Linked DNA regions of Homo sapiens: region 1 is linked to region 2. Evidence: chromatin loops called from intact Hi-C (ENCODE). Cell type or tissue: mammary epithelial cell. All regions are shown on one strand. Each heading gives the region's core, and the rest is flanking DNA. Links, peaks and the distances in the headings are about the cores only. Region 1 overlaps HIVEP3 (HIVEP zinc finger 3). Region 2 has its middle 26 kb from the start of SCMH1-DT.

The links. Peaks named below come from ENCODE experiments on the same cell type or tissue, not always from the same donor. Only the 100,000 strongest peaks of a DNase experiment are listed, where the experiment ranks them.
Region 1: a loop joins it to region 2, with 7 times the contacts of the local background. A loop is called at or near these places in 3 of 110 quality-filtered maps.

What each region holds. Positions count from the first base shown.
Region 1 is chr1:41,573,061-41,575,974 of GRCh38, forward strand. It overlaps HIVEP3 (HIVEP zinc finger 3), which reads right to left. Exons shown (of 9, transcript NM_024503.5): 5 at 2,484-2,629. Among named protein-coding and RNA genes, the nearest start is that of EDN2, 90 kb to the left of the region's middle. In mammary epithelial cell, for the core only: a CTCF peak has its summit at 1,216; a DNase peak (open chromatin) is centred at 1,221.
Region 2 is chr1:41,266,754-41,269,667 of GRCh38, forward strand. No RefSeq gene overlaps it. Among named protein-coding and RNA genes, the nearest start is that of SCMH1-DT, 26 kb to the left of the region's middle. RefSeq lists an enhancer at 1,464-1,758. In mammary epithelial cell, for the core only: a CTCF peak has its summit at 1,600 (motif pointing right); no DNase peak of the experiment used is centred there.

The DNA of each region.
Region 1 (2,914 bases), core at 223-2,722, 310 kb after region 2:
TACTGGCCTGGATCTAAGGAACAGAGCTCCATAGCAGATCCTTCTCAAATGTGTACAGGAGTGAAATACATATGTTTGTTGTATTAAAAAAGAAAGAAAAAAAAGGAAGAACTGAGTCTAAGGCAAAACTGTGGGATTGCAGAGGAGTGTGCCCAGTGATTCTGGGTGTGGGCACTCTTGGCAATTTGGGGGAACAAGAGGTTGTAAGGCTGGTGGAATGGAAGGTCAGCATCTCTGGCCTCGTCCCTGAAATGCCAGTTATGTGGCAACCAAAATGCCCTCCCCCTCCTTCACCATTTCCAAACACTCTGCGGGGTGATGCCAGCCCCAAGAGAACCATGAATGTAGAAGAATCACCAGAAGTGAGAGTGGGAGGCATGGTCCCAGCTTGAGATAGCCAGGCTGGGGGAGGAAAGGATCTGACACTATAATCAGTTCCATACGTGCTCAAATTGCATGTGACAAGTTGAAAGGGAGAGGATACCTTCCATATCTGACAGAACAGATGGGACTGTCCCAGACAGAGATTGACAAAATGGATATACTAGTAGTAAAATGCACCAATGTCCATTTTTTGAGCAGCTATGAATTATAGCCTTCATATGGGGTCTCACAAGGTCCTCTGAAAATCCCACATGTTATTTTCCCCCTTTTACAAATGTTATTCTCCCCCTTTTACAGATAAAGAAACTGAGGGCGGGAGAGCTGGGGGGCTAGTCTCAGGCAGAACAGAGGTAAGTGGGGCAGAGATGACAGAACTCAACCGAGAGGATTCTGAAGCAGAGCAGGTGGGACTAAGTGAAGACCTGGAAGGAGGTGGAGAGGGAGTAGGACCCATACCAGCTGGAGGAAGAGAAGAGGACTTGTGGGTGATGTTCCCCCTCCTTCAGCCATTGCAGACCGTGTAGGTAGAGACATCCAGCAGGGAGCTGGGCACGGAGTGGCTCCTGCCAGCTGCCTTTCTGGAGGCTCAGGCTTCCTGAGGTCTCAGAGCACCTGCCTCTCAGGGAAGATGCGAACCTCCCCGGGCACACACAGACTGCTGCTGGGGCAAGCTCCTGGGACACCAGGAAACACTCAGCAGCCCTCAGAGACCACAGAGAACCTCTGAAGCAAGAAGGAAGAGGGCCAGTCGCTGTGAGCAGGCGCTTCATCAATCCTGCCTCTGTGTGGCCTCTAAGGGATCCAGTGGCATGAGAACACAGAGACACACGAGGGCGCTCTAACCAAACAGCAGGAGGACCCGCGTCCCTCCCCACACGGAAAGAGGGTTGGCATTTTCAAAGACCTTTGGTTCAGTGTTTTTTCAACGCAGCTGCTATTGGTATTTTAGGCAGTAGGTTTCAGGGGCATTTGCTACCCCTGGCCCCCTTCCCATCATTGACTACCCTGCTGCCCACATTTCCAAGCACCCTCTCTCCTGAGAGCCCCTGCTGGTCAGTGCCACCAGAAGATGCCAACTGGTGGCCCTGGGGAGGGTGGCAGTCTCTGTTGTCCCCCAACCTTATGGAGGACTCCCGTGCCTCCCACGCTGACCCTGTGAGTTAGGCGCTTGCAGGTGCTAGAGGATCAGAGGCCCCCAGTGACAGCCATGTTGGCCCCAGCTCATGGGGACTGTCCTGCACAGGAAGCGCATTTTCCTCTACGTTGTTGTCCTTCAGGGCTGTGCAGGACCAGGCCACCCTGATCACACCAGGGACACAGACACAGGACCCTGAGACAGAACGCCATGGGACCTGCTCACAGACACCCAAATCCCAGGAAGCAAACATGTGGCCACACAAAACACAGCTGGCACAAAACTTCCACAAAGCACGTCTGAAACACGGCACCCTTCCAGAGCCCAGACAGTCCCTGAAGCTGTGAGCTCTGAAACGTTTAGACCATTCGTTTCCCAAAGTCAAGCATCAAAGGTGAATAACTATGAATGAGATTCAAAATATTCACCAACCATTGAGCCCTGGGCCCCAGCCAGTCAGGATAGGGACCAGTGGAAACACCTGGTGCATACAGTGTGCAGTCAGCCCTGCAAACAGCCTAGTCGGCTGAGCCCAAGTGCCCCATGGGAAACCAGACATGCCAAGATGGCCATTGGGCAGTACAGAGATGACTTTTGGAGAATACATGTCAAGAGAGACAGAAGTCTGGACATTTGCTGGGATACTGGGATGGCAACTCCAATGCAGGAACTAGAAACCTGGCCAGGATCTGAGAAAATGAGGGGCTGGAGAAAGACCCAGACCTCTCCAGATCCTCAACAAATACCCAGCATCACCCATCCCCACCAAGAAGCCCCACGGCATTCTTAAACAGAGGGGCCTGAGAGTCCCAGGAAGGTGATGTCTGCTGAAAGGCATCGCTGGGACCACAGGGCACCTGTGGGCAGAGCCCTTGCCAACTGAGCCACTGCTGCCCGTGAACACCAATGGGCACCAGCTCTTATTCCACGGAAGCAGACGATGGAAACCAAACATGAGTCTTACCCTCCTTCGAAGATTTTGATCCTCGCCGGCTCCCCTCTCTGGGAGGCAGGAGCATCCTCCTCCGGCTCCCCTCTCCTCTCTTCTTCCTTCTCCACTCTAGCTAGATCTTTCTGGCCTTCCGGGGAAACCAGTGAAGGGAGGTGAACCTGGCCCACCGCAGGAATGACAAAATCATTGCTGGTTAAAAGTGCATCCTCAGTCACGAATGCAATGCTAATAATCATGCCTTACACAGTACTGCACAAGTACACATATGCAATCTTCACACTCCCCCATGAAGAGGTGCTATTAGCTCCACTTTACAGAATTAAGGAAACTGATCCCCAGAGAGAATTCCCTTATCCAAGGCCATGCCATTAGTTGGTGTTACAGCTGGAACCCTGTCTCTTTCATGTTAACCTCCCATAAGACCTGTGTTTGTTCTCTGTCTT
Region 2 (2,914 bases), core at 302-2,801:
AGTCCAATTCCCAGTTTTGCAAGTGAGAAAACTGAGGCTCAGAGTGGCCTGGTTTAGGATCCAAGTCTTAGAAATTTCCAGGATATCTTGAATGATGGAATTTAGGAGAACACAATGGTCTTTGATCCTCATTTTGGCTTAAGACTTTCAGGTTTTATTTATGTTGTAATCCAGATGATACTATGTGGAATCAAACACATGACCTTATCTGTGGCTAGATGCATGACTGTCCAGGAGCTTGCAGGAATTAACCAGTGGCCAACCTTGTAATGCACAAGACTTTTATGTTACCTGAAACAAATAGAATTAGGTAGCAGGTAGAATTTTTATTTTTATTTATTTATTTGTTTATTTATTTTTTGAGACAGAGTCTCACTCTGTCACCCAGGCTGGAGTGCAGTGGTGTGATCTCAGCTCAGTGCAACCTCCGCCTCCTGGGTTCAAGTGAGCTCATGCCTCAGCCTCCCAAGTAGCTGGGACCACAGGTGCGTGCCACCACACCCAGTTAATTTTTGTATTTTTAGTAGGGGCGGGGTTTCACCATATTGATCAGGCTGGTCTTGAACTCTTGACCTCAAGTTATCTGTCCTCTTTGGCCTCCCAAAGTGCTGGGATTACAGGAGTGAGCCACCACGCCCAGCCAGAATCAATATTTTTGAAAAATGAACACAAATGTATTACCTACCATGTACCAAGCACAGTTTTAAGAGGGTCTAGTAGATAACTGAGCAACACTATGAGGTACAGATGATTACTCTCATCATCCTCATTTTCCAGACAAGGAAACGGAGGCTGAGATAAATAACTTGCTGAAGGCCTCATAGCTATTGTGAAGCCTGGACTCACCCAAGCAGTGGCCTCAGAGCCCACAATCTTAACCCCTTTCTAGAGCCCTCTCCTCAACTTTGCAATTGTTGAACATCAGGACCTGAGGGAAACTTTGGGATCACCTAGTCTAATCCCTTTCCTTTCCTCATGCGGTACTGAAGGCCACAGAGTGACCCAGATCCAGCCAAGGTTATTCAGCAAGTTGTAAAAGACAGAGCTTGAATCTGAGTCCTGAGGGTGGGTCCCCTGGCTCCTGTTCAGTTATTTTTGCTCACTTCTTTTAAAAAGCCTAAAAAATGAAATGATCCACTGAGCATCTTCTGGGTACCCACATTGTGCTGGATGTTTTTGTGGAAAAAAACCTTGGGTTTACATTGAGAAGTCCTGGAATCAAATCTTACCTCAATTGCTTGCCCAGTGACCTTAAGCAAGTCACTTTCTATGTCTTGGCCTCAGTTTCTCCAGAAAAGGAATAAGGATATAATTGCCTTAAGGATTATGTCAGAATGAGTGGCACAAAGTAATTACTCAAGTAAAAGGAATGGACGCTGAAGACACAGGCCGTGTGCCCTCTACAATCTGGATGTGGAGGTGAGACTGACATGCAGAGGAGGATCAGAGGAGAGCAGAGAGCATGCTTTGTTGGCAGGTCAGACGATGAATGTTAGGACACTTCATGCACTGTTGGCTCCATCTGGCAATGGAGGTGATTCAGGATCAAGAAATCATCCAGGGAAAGGCTGGCCTGCAAGAACCCAGACTGGACACGAGGTGGCGCTGGTGGCCCACCTGGGAACAGGCAGAGACCGGCGACCAGCCCCGGGGAATCTGATCCTGGCAGTTTCATTCTTTTTGCTTCTAGGCATGAAGTCTACATGAGGGACCCTGGTGGGCTGAGGATGAGGGCGCTCTGCCCCACCAAAGGATAAATGGGAATTTTACACTCCTTATCTCATTTAGTCTTCACAGCCACCTTTTCAGGTATTCAGTTTTACACACAGGACACTGTGACTCAAAAGATGTTAAATAATTTCCTCAAGGGATACTATTGAGAAGTAGATCCAGGCCCACTGATTCTAAATCCCATGCTCTTTCCAGGAAAATATGCTCCTCCCAGCCAGTGGAATCAGTCTATCAACAGAGGCTAAACAGGATGTAAGGGAGATCGTACCAGAAAATAGAAGACCAGATTAAAACTGCCTCCTCCTCATGGCCTTCCTAGACTGTCCCCATTCCTTTTTCACCCAGTCCACTCCAACAACCTCCTAATCCATTTCCCTGCTTCCATTCTTGCACCCTAGGCTCTGTTCTCTACAGTGATCTTGTGAGAAGGAAACCAAGTGGCAGTATTCTGCCTTTTTGCCGTTCAAAACACTCCAATGCTTCTGATTCCAATTTGAACAATGTCTGAATTTCTCACCACAGCTATGAGCGGTGCTGTGCTGGTAACAACCAGTTCTCAGAGGCAGAGAGCCCTGATATGTAGCATTTGCTAATTGTGGTGCATATTCTCCCTCCATGGCCAATTTCAAGCTTCCAAGGTAACATCACTGAGCTCAGAGTTGAGAAGGGATGTAAAGAATCGAGACAGAGCCAGTCTGAGTTGACACCAACGCACTGCTGCACCAAGGCTCCACACATAAGATCTGGCCTCAGACGCCTTCTCCAGACAACCCGCTTATTCTGCTACCCCTGTTCACTCTGCTGGATCACTGGCCTTCTTGCTGTTTCTTGAACATAACAAGTACATTTCCACCTCGGGGCCTTGGCACTTGCTTTCCTCTGTTTGGGATGCTCTTCCCCAAAAATGTGCATAACTTGCTGCGTCACTTCATTCAGGTCTCAGCTCAAATGTTACAGAGAGGCCTCCCCTGAGCATCTTCCCTAAGACATCCTACCCACTCCCACCCTCCATCACTTTTATTCCTTGCTCTGCTGTATTTTTTCTCTAAGGGCCTCAATCTCTATTTAATAATAAATGATAGACATTTAAACTTATTTGTCTAGGTCAGGACTGGATGGCCATCCCTAGAACAGACCTGACTCAAAGAAAGCACTTAATACATATTTGCTGGTTGATAAATGA